2 separate regions of the Homo sapiens genome follow, and region 1 is linked to region 2. A link is a contact called in ENCODE Hi-C data. All regions are on one chromosome and are shown on one strand. Each heading gives the region's core, a stretch centred on a gene start or an enhancer-like site at or near the end of the contact. The rest is flanking DNA. Distances are from core to core; before and after follow the strand shown. Region 1 holds the start of PUDP (pseudouridine 5'-phosphatase). Region 2 overlaps STS (steroid sulfatase).

What was found. A loop is a pair of places that touch in the nucleus more often than their neighbours do. Pooled maps may share reads with other maps.
Region 1: a map of IMR-90 shows a loop between it and region 2 (10-fold over the local background). The contact joins the promoter of PUDP here to the enhancer-like site in region 2. A Hi-C loop is called at or near these places in 2 of 168 maps with a recorded cell type or tissue (IMR-90 and ascending aorta), 1 of 37 single-sample maps with no recorded cell type and 7 of 50 pooled maps.

The regions. Positions count from the first base shown.
Region 1 is chrX:7,145,418-7,149,831 of GRCh38, forward strand. It overlaps PUDP (pseudouridine 5'-phosphatase), which reads right to left and starts at 2,736. Exons shown (of 4, transcript NM_012080.5): 1 at 2,636-2,736. The coding sequence starts at 2,696. It overlaps STS (steroid sulfatase), which reads left to right and starts at 2,295. Exons shown (of 11, transcript NM_001320752.2): 1 at 2,295-2,666. It overlaps MIR4767 (microRNA 4767), which reads left to right and starts at 2,443; the gene lies at 2,443-2,520. RefSeq lists a silencer at 2,256-2,975 and an enhancer at 3,166-3,215.
Region 2 is chrX:7,329,012-7,333,908 of GRCh38, forward strand. The region is part of intron 9 of STS (steroid sulfatase); the gene reads left to right. Among named protein-coding and RNA genes, the nearest start is that of PUDP, 180 kb to the left of the region's middle. Within about 2 kb of position 2,145, at least 6 of the 41 ENCODE cell types and tissues checked have a DNase peak (open chromatin) inside an H3K27ac peak, as active enhancers do; they include IMR-90 and ascending aorta, where a contact is called at or near this core.

The DNA.
Region 1 (4,414 bases), core at 1,486-3,985, 180 kb before region 2:
TCCAGCTGCTGAGATACTGTTTAATAATTGTCATCTTCTTATTTCAAAATCATCCCAGTTTTTAACTAATCCCACTCCCCTACTCTCTTTCTCTGAATGGCATTTGAGAGCCAAAATTATTAATATTACCTAAATCATAACTGACTCTTACCTTGGTCATGAGAAACAGAAACCGAAGTGTATTTTTTTTTTTTTTTAAAGGACAACTAACAGCATCGTGCATGTCAAAAGCATGGGAAAGTGTCCTGGCTTTCTTCCTGGTCAACATTTCCTCTAAAATCTCCATTTACTTCCTCATTCTCCTCTGATTAAACAATCTTCTCCTCTAATGTTAACAATCCTCCATGAAACTATTCGTTTTCAATTTTACTTCCCCAAGTATGCAAGTATTGGGGCTACATAGACAAACAGAACTTCCTAGAAAAATGCATTCAAAATTCCCGAAAAACAGACCTATTGTAAAATAACTCATTATAAATTGATAGTATATTGTTATGCAAACAACAGATACACTGAAGTGAGGTGCTAAAGAATGACAGCAGGCATAATCTGGTAGATTAAATTAAAGTGGCACATCTTGGAAAGCTGTGTTTTATATTTACACATTTGGTGAAAGAATGGGATAAACAAAGGTATATTTCCAAGAAAGTTTTGCAAGGCCTTACCACCTCAAAGAAGAGGTAGGGCAGGAAAGGAGGAAATGGGCAGAAAATGAGGGGGGGGAATAAAAAGAAGCAGGGCTTATTTTTCCAAATAGCACTAATTCTTGGTTATCTGACTAGATCAGAGGATTGGGTAACAATGTGAGGTCAATGCTTGTAATGCCATTTAAGTCACATTCATCACTTCAGGGCATGGCTATGTGTGAATCTAGAATCAGAATTAGGCACCAAGCTCATTTAGAAGTTTAATAAATTTAATTTTAATGAGACATCTTGTTTGGTATTAAAATTCATGAGACTCCCAGAACAGGTTCTCTGGACCTTTATTAGAGGATAAGAAATTTATTTGACAATTTAACTTTTTGACCACCGGAGTAGGAAAATTCATGTCTACAAACTATACCTATGTATCCCACAAGCTTTCTGAAATTGAGTCATTTCAAATTTAGTAGCTGCATACACCGTTGGCTCCAATTAGTGACCTCTACGGGGATTTTTTTTTTCCTTTGGAATTCATCAGTTTACACCTCTGTGTTCATAAAATGAAGAGAATGGTTTCTGCATGCCTTTTTAAAAGGAAACACTGCTAGGGAATTACCCAGCAATATGATGAGCAGAAACAAGGTCACATTCACAATTTAAGATGAGCTCAACATCATTTATATTTAGAACTGGATCAATCCAGAATCGTTTCTCAGCTTGGCTTATTAGCTGTGTGACCTTGGGCAAGTAGCTTTACCTCTCTGAGCTGCAGGGTTTTTTTTTTTTTTTTTTTTTTAATTAGTGACATGCAAATACTTCCTCCTAACTTGCAGGGTTTTGAAATGAAGGAATGATATACGTAACCAAGCAGGTCAGCTGTCTACAAAGAGTATGCAGACATGTTTATAGATATATGAAGCCTCCTGGTGATTATGTGTCATAGTGTTAACTGTGTCAAGGCTTTCGGTAGAGCTCAGCATAGTTCTGTCTTGAGTTAAAAACAGGGTTTTATTCTTTGAATTCTACTTGAATTCCTCTTGGCTGGTGAAGTTCACATGTGCTAAGACTGACTACCTTAGTACACTGCCAAGGGTTTCTTAATGCCTCGGATTGATAGAGCAGCTGTTCTCAAACGTTCACGCGCTTAAAATGCAGATTCTGATTGGGCAGGGGTAGGGTGGGGCCCCAGCTTCTACATTTACAAGTAGCCCACAGGTGATGTCCCCGGTGCTGGTCACCCTAGGCAGCCAGGCCACTTGACGGACCTTCTGTGCCTCTACACTGTTGACGGCGCGGGATAATTCCTTATGGTTGCATAGGGCACTCCTGTGCACTGCGGGAAGTTTAACAGTATCACTGGTCTGGACTCCACTAGATGCCAGTGACCCCATCACTCCTCGCCAGCTGTGACAGCCAAAATGTCTCCTGACATCGCCATTGCCAGATGCCCTCAGGGCTGCAAAACCGCCAGGTAGAGAACCGCTACCATGCAGGATGCTACCATCAAAGTGCGCCCACAGCAGCAACCTTGGAGCAGGCAGGCAAGTATCCTCCAGGCTACTTTGCAGACGGGGAAGCTGAGGCTGGGCACCGCTCAAGGTCGCACGCATGCGTAACCGAAAAGAGAGCGCGGAGGTCCCGCCGCGCCTCGCTCTGAGGAGAGGACGCGGAGCCGCGCGCCCGCCCGGTGGACCCCAGGGACTGCTCCCACGTGCTCCGGCCCCACGCGCGGGCCGCCGACCGGAAGCGGGTGCTGGGGCCGCGTAGACGCCGCGGCCACGCGCGCCCGCCAGCCCGGACATGGGCCCGCGGGCGCTCCTGGCCGCCGCCCGACTTCGGGGCCAGCCGGGGGCAGAGCGCGCGGGAGCCCGAGCGTCCCTGCATGAACACCGCCCCGCCGCGGCCCCCAGGCCGTGACGTACCCCGCGCCGACCGTCCCCACGCCCACACAAGACCGCCCTTACTGGAGGCGGCGGCTGCACACTACCCACCCAGAAGAAGTCCGTCCATGTCAAAGATGAGGTGGGTGACGGGCTGCGGGGGCGCCGCCATGGTGGCGCCTTCTGGGTCTGGGTGGGGGCGAGGAGGAAGTGCGCGCGCACCCGCCCGCCCCGCGCACGCGCACTGAGGACCTTCTCGCGCGCCCGGGGTCGCTCTGCGCACGCGCCTTCCGCGGCCCCTCGCCCGGCTCCGAGCCCGCGCGTCCTGGGCTGCCTAGTGGCGCTCCGCGCACGCGCACCTTGGGCTTTCGCCGCAGCTGTAGCTGCAGACCCGGGATGCGGCGCGGGCCGGCGCTGTATGTTTACCCGCATCAATTCCTCCTCACTTCACACCCGGAATCGGGCCAAGCTACTCAGCCAGCGGCCGCGCAGAGCCGAGGCCCTCGTCTGGGGACAAATTCAGTGCTTGAGTTTGGATCAGGGGTGTGAATGAGGAAGGAGGGACAGTACAAGGGGCTGTAGAGTGGGGAAAGGGGATTGAAGATGCTCAGGGTGGTATCACTTCTAGCCATCAGGTTGCAGACAAATGGCCTTGGTCAGGAGGTCCCTGGGTGGGTTCGCCCGAGCCCCCAGTCCCTGGACCGTGGGTGGGTTTTTCTCAGTTTCGCTTGCCCGCCTCCTTGCGGTCCTGGACCGCGACTTGAACCGGCAGCCGCGCATGCGCAGTGTGCGGAGAGGCTGCACAACCTCCGTGCCTGCATCTCTGAGCATCCCAGGCTGGTGCATTGTCCCAGAGCAAAGCCAAGCTGCTCAAGGAGGATGCTGAAATAATACTAACAGTCAACATGTCTTGCTGGTTGTGCCTTCTTAGGTATCATCTGTCTTTTGGGCTGCTCTGAGTTTTCTTTCTTTTTTAACTTTTCAAATGCCACCTAAACAGCTTTCTTTTTTTTTTTTCCCGTTTGCCATCGTCAAAAAAATACTTTTTTGTCCCTGTTTCTATTTCGTGTTCGTTTATGTGGTATATTCACGTTTAAGGAAAAGGATTGGACCTTTTGAGAAGCGGAAATAGGAGAATTTCAAGACTTTAAAAACGTGAGGGTGTGCTGGGCGCAGTGGCCCACACCTGTAATCCCAGTACTTAGGGAGGCAGAAGTGGGAGTTGGGGGAATAGTTTGAGCCCAGAAGTTTAAGAACTGCCTGGGCAATATAGCGAGACCCTGTTCTCCACAAAAGGGGAAAAAGACAAAAAAAAAAAGGTGTAAACATGAGAGTGTATTTCTAGTTTAGTGCAGACATAGTGGACAGGGGCATGCCTGGATTCAGCAAGAATTATTATCTATGATAGACAAAGTGCACCTGTGTCTGTTTCCTCCTGGGTAAAATGGAGGTGATAAAGGAGGTGAGGCAGGCCAAGCCCTTAGTACCAGTGCATAATATATAGTCAATAAAATTATGTGTTCTTAGAGGTGGTACTATAAGAGAGCTTCCCCCATTTAATGCAATCGTGATTTCCCTTTGAGGACACGGGATTTCAGAGAAGGCAATTTATGAGCAAATTAGGTAGGGACTTGCGCCTCAAATACAGTCGTTCGTGGTTTCTGTATTAGTTTACTACAGCTGCCATAGTAATATACCACAGACTAAGTAACCTAAACAGCAGATGTGTATTGTGTCACAGATCTGGAGGCCAGAAGTCCTAGATCAAGATGTCAGCAGTCTTAATTCCTTCTGAGGGCTGTGAGGAAAGGACCTATTCCAGGTCTTTCTCCTCAGCTTGAACCTGCTTTCCTTTCCCTGTATCTTGTCCTATCGTCTTCCCTCTGTGTG
Region 2 (4,897 bases), core at 895-3,394:
AACCACAGATGTTGCTTCTGTGTTGAGGTCCTAGCTCCTGGTACTAGTCCAGCTGTAAAATGCCTTTGTCATCCTAGAGACAGCACAGGTTAGAAAACAGAAATGTGCTTCCAAGTGCCTTATGGGAATAGAATTATCACACAGTACCTTATTTAAAGCATATTGCCAACCAGGTACAGTAATATTCTTATGTATTTGTCCAGAAGACTTTGAATATCTAAAGTAGTGTTTTCCCCCAGGGGTCACTTATCAATGCCTGGAGACATTTTTTATTGTCTTGGCTCAGGGTGCTACTAAACATCCTGCAACACACAGCACAGAGCCCTACTGCAATGATTATCTTACCCATTATGTCAGCGGTGCTGACGTCGAGAAATCCTACCCTGAAATTTATTATTGCTCTTTTATGGAAAATGTTGTTATAATGGAAAATCCCATCAAAACTTTTCAATAAAAGCATCTAGACAATACCCTCACATCTATATCCATCTATAAATGTGATACACAGATGTCTGCCCTTTAGAAAATAGTCTTAACTCCTTCCTGCTCAGAGTGGTGCAAATAAGCTTTCTCAGCTCCCTGCTAGAGAGATATTAAATTTGCATTTCTCAGGAGAAGAAACTCATTCAGACGGTTGGACCCAAGCTGTTTGATGAGCACTTAACAAAGTGCCTTTGCTTCTTTCTGCGTTTTGTTTGAAGAAGATAACTTCTGTTCAGCAGACCTCCATTCTTCACGCACTGTCCTGTAATTCTCAGGAAGCATTTTGGATCTAGTGGGAGTCCTTCATGGCCAATCAAAGCATGGTGGGAGATCAGAAGCCCGTGGATCCAAGGTTTCTACTTAAGCCAAAAGAAAGGTAGTCCGGAGGAACACAGGAAAGATTGTTGTTGTTGTTGTTGTTGTTCTGTTTTTGTTTTGCAGCATCTTAACACTGCAGTGAGAATAATTCTCTAATTCAACCCTATGATGTGCTTACGTGAGATTTCTCTCTGGCAGTGAATTTTTCCTTCATATGCACGTTAGTGATTCATTTTCATTCAGTGGCATGACTTATCAGAAGAAATTTCAGTGTCCATCACCCTGGGCATATTCAGAAAAATTATTTCCCTCCAGGTCTCCAAATAAGCTGATTTTGGAAATAAATGGAGGACAACCTTTTGTGTTACAAAAGGCAGCAACAAGGACTTACAAAAAAGAAGAATCGAATATCTAAATGTATTAATTCATTAACATGAAAATTCTTTCTGTGGGTCTCATCTTTGCAAGCAGATACAATATTGCCATAGTATGAGTATGACCATGCCCCTTCCTAACAAGGTATTAACATCAGTAATAGAGAATGGCAACAAGCCATAGTTGGTTACACCTTTTGGAAAACATCAACATTTTAACCATAGACCCTTCAGCTGGGATGCAAGGAAACAGAGTGCTGGCAACCTCAAGAATCAAATTTTAGAGGTGAAATATTTAGAGCTTGTGGTCCATAATTAAAACAAAATTTGACTTCATTTTTTAAAGTTACAAAAACAAATTAATGCTTTAATGCTTAACACACTTTTGTCTAATGGAGACAAGGAATGGATTTAGCTGACTTCTCCCAGTAACTTTTGCTGACTTACAGTTGAGCCACTAGAGAAGACCTTTTCAATAGAGTGATACAGATGAAAAAGTCAGTGAGCTGTATCTGCTTTACATTAGTTTTGCAGAACTAAAGGTGACTCTCTTCATGGGAACAATCCCAAGTTTGTGTGTGTAACCACTTATACTGATCTTGCTTTCTGTTCAACTATGGCAGAGGGTTTAATGTTTACAAATGGAAACATATTTTTCTGAATTGTGATAATAACTTTCTGAATACTTAAGATTCCCTTTAATTTATTACAGATATATGTACTTTCTCCTAAAGATGTTTCCTTAACTATGACTGTCTACATTGAAATCATTGCCATTTGTATATCAAATAAGCTGCTCACCAACATTGTGCCCCAAATAAGCTTCTCTGTTAGTCTCCAAGACCTTACCTTCTGTATCACCCCAAACCTTTTCTTTCTCTTATGATCCTTCAGTCCTTGGCCTGGCAATTTGGCCAGGCAAAGGGCGCGTGGGAAGGACATCCCACGTGGAGGGACGAGGATGTTGAAAGCCTCAGAGCTGAGAGAGAGCACAGCACATTCTTGGAGGAATGACGTCAATAGGGTTCAGGGAAGGTTTCCAGAACATGCCCTTTTTAATTATGTAAAAATTGTCTGTATGGTATTTAACTTGACCTGAAATTTTGACACAAGGGTACCTTGCAAACAACCTGTTAATAGCGCTACCATCATTGTCAGTCAGGAACCCAAGGAGAATAATTTCACCTTCCAAATTAAAAACACTCCCAAACACTCCCTTTTCCACCAAGAGCCATGAGGGCACTAGGGCAGAAAACACATTCAGTTTTTTTTAGCATTGGCTGTTATGCAAACATGCTACAAAAACTTGAATTAGTTTGCAAGAAAAATCCCGTTAGACTGTTTCCAGAGAAAACAGCAATGCTTTGAGTCACTTTGAAAGTGGATTGGCCCATCTCCCCCAGAACACGACATTCTAAAAGCATTTTTGTACTAGCAGCGTTAATGGAAATGTGCTGTTCTCTGGGTTATTGCCATAGTTAACTGCGAATCCCACAAGTGGTTTAAGACAATCCCAAATATTTCGATAGCTTAGACACCACTTAAAAGTTTAGCTCAACAGGGTCACTTTCCATTTTTCATGGCAGAAATGAGGCTTCCTTTGACAGACCATATTTCTGCAGCACTGTTAAATGGTGGCTTTCCATAGCAGCGTGATTTATGGCCTGCCTCTAGGAAGGACCACGTTAGGTGTGGGATATTAAAAAAAAAAAAAAAAAAAAGTCTATCTCCACTTTGGAAGAAAAATAGAAAAATAAGTTTGCAGAATAAACTTTGTGCCCCTCCTTTAAAAAAACCTCAAATATTTCATTTTTAAGTAAGAAAAAATAATTATAAGACTTGGAGTCTTATTTTGTTTTAGTTAAATCCCCCTTTCCTATAATCATGATCAATTTCAGTTATCAAATACTGATCTTGGCCAAGGCCGGAGGAGAGCTTGAAGCCAGAAGTTCAAGGCCAGTCTGGGCAAATCGCTCCAAAAAAAAAAAATGAAAAATAGCTGGGCATGGTGGCATGTACCTGTAGTCCCATGTACTTGGGAGGATGAGGCAGGAGGATCGCTTGAGCCCAGGAGGTCAAGGCTGCAGTGAGCTATGGTCGCGCCACCACACTCCAGCCTGGATGTCAGAGCAAGACCTTGTCTCTAAAAAAAAAAAAAAATCGAAAAATACTGATCTTAAGACAGCAATTCCATCTCTCATGTTCTTATATCACAATATCACATGATGAATTTTGTTGGCAGATGGAAAAAAAAAAAAAAGCCAGATTCAAAAAGTAAAATTCTAGCTTGTGTCCCAGAAAATGGGGATTTCATCTTGCTTTTGGGGAGTCATTGAAAGACATTCTCCCTGCTTGGGGAAGGATAGAAATCCTCTGTCCCTCGTCTCTCCCCTTCAGGTCACTTTTCACCACTGGGGGCTTTTCCTGGTCTAATTCTCATGCCTGCCCACTTCCTCTCTTACTTCTTCCTTCCTTTCAGCTTTATTTGGGATCTCATAAAGGCCTGAGTCTTTCTTGAAAGGAATTTGAAAAGAACCACGCACAATGACTGCCATTTCGGGATGGAAACAGTATTTCAGGGCACACGCTGTGTCTCAATAGAACTCTCTCTACGGTGTTTCTTTTTCTTCCCCTCGTGGTTCACAGGAACCTTGGTTTGAGAAGTGAGCCAAGCCAGTCTTTTGTTCTTATTTTTACTTATGATAATAGAATATTTTCAGTCTGCAGACTTCTGCAGAGTGCATGATTAATAACAAGGGTTGAGACCGGAGAAGTGCTAACAACAAGGCTATAATTACATTATAGGTTTTTAGTGACAACAAAATAAACCATGGGAGAAAGCTCAAGGGACATAGGACCTCTTAAGCACACTTACCAAAATTGTACAGCCACGCCAAACTTCCAGTTTCTAAACGCCTTGTAACAAGAGATGGCAGGGATGTAGTGTTTTTAATCAGAGAAAGAAAATCCTCAAGTTAAACACTCACCCTTTCAAAATAATTATCTGCCTCTCATTTTGATGGCAATGGCCTAATGGTATCATGGCTTCAATTTCTCATGTAGCTGTTAATTTATGTTTAATGCAAAACACAATTTTATACCTTATTCCTTTCTTCAAACTATAAGTAATCTTATTTTGCTCATCACCAACTGCATATGTCTTATTTTCTTGGCCTAGTTAGATACCCAGTAGTAGAGGAGATATATTTTCATTTGGGAATAATCCGTTCCCTGGTTATTTAATGGTATCATTATTATTATATATACATTAATTCATTCTAAGGAGAAATTTGCATTCATTGCAGTCTACGAATCCAAGTTGCCTCATGCAATATAGTATCTTTTTATTTTAATCCCAAATTGTCAGGTGCCCATCTTTTCAGCAGGCCTGTATGTCATGAATAAAGCTTTCCCTTTGATCAGGCAATAGACAGAAAATTGTGTTTTGGAGAAGCAAGAGGAAGAATAAGGGTATGAATGCCAGATCAGCTGGATTTCAATCCCATCAGTTCTTACTCGTCCCATGACCTTGGGCAAATTACTTAACCTTTCTGTGCCTCTGTTTTCTCATCTGTGCAGTGGGGATGACAGTAGTTCCAGCTCATGGTGCTCTTTGCAGATGTAATGAGATAATGCACGGACAGAGCTGGGATCAGTGTGTTGCACAGGGCACCCAGGTGGGGTCAGTCTTCTTTGTATTAATTACGACTGGAGCTCCCTCA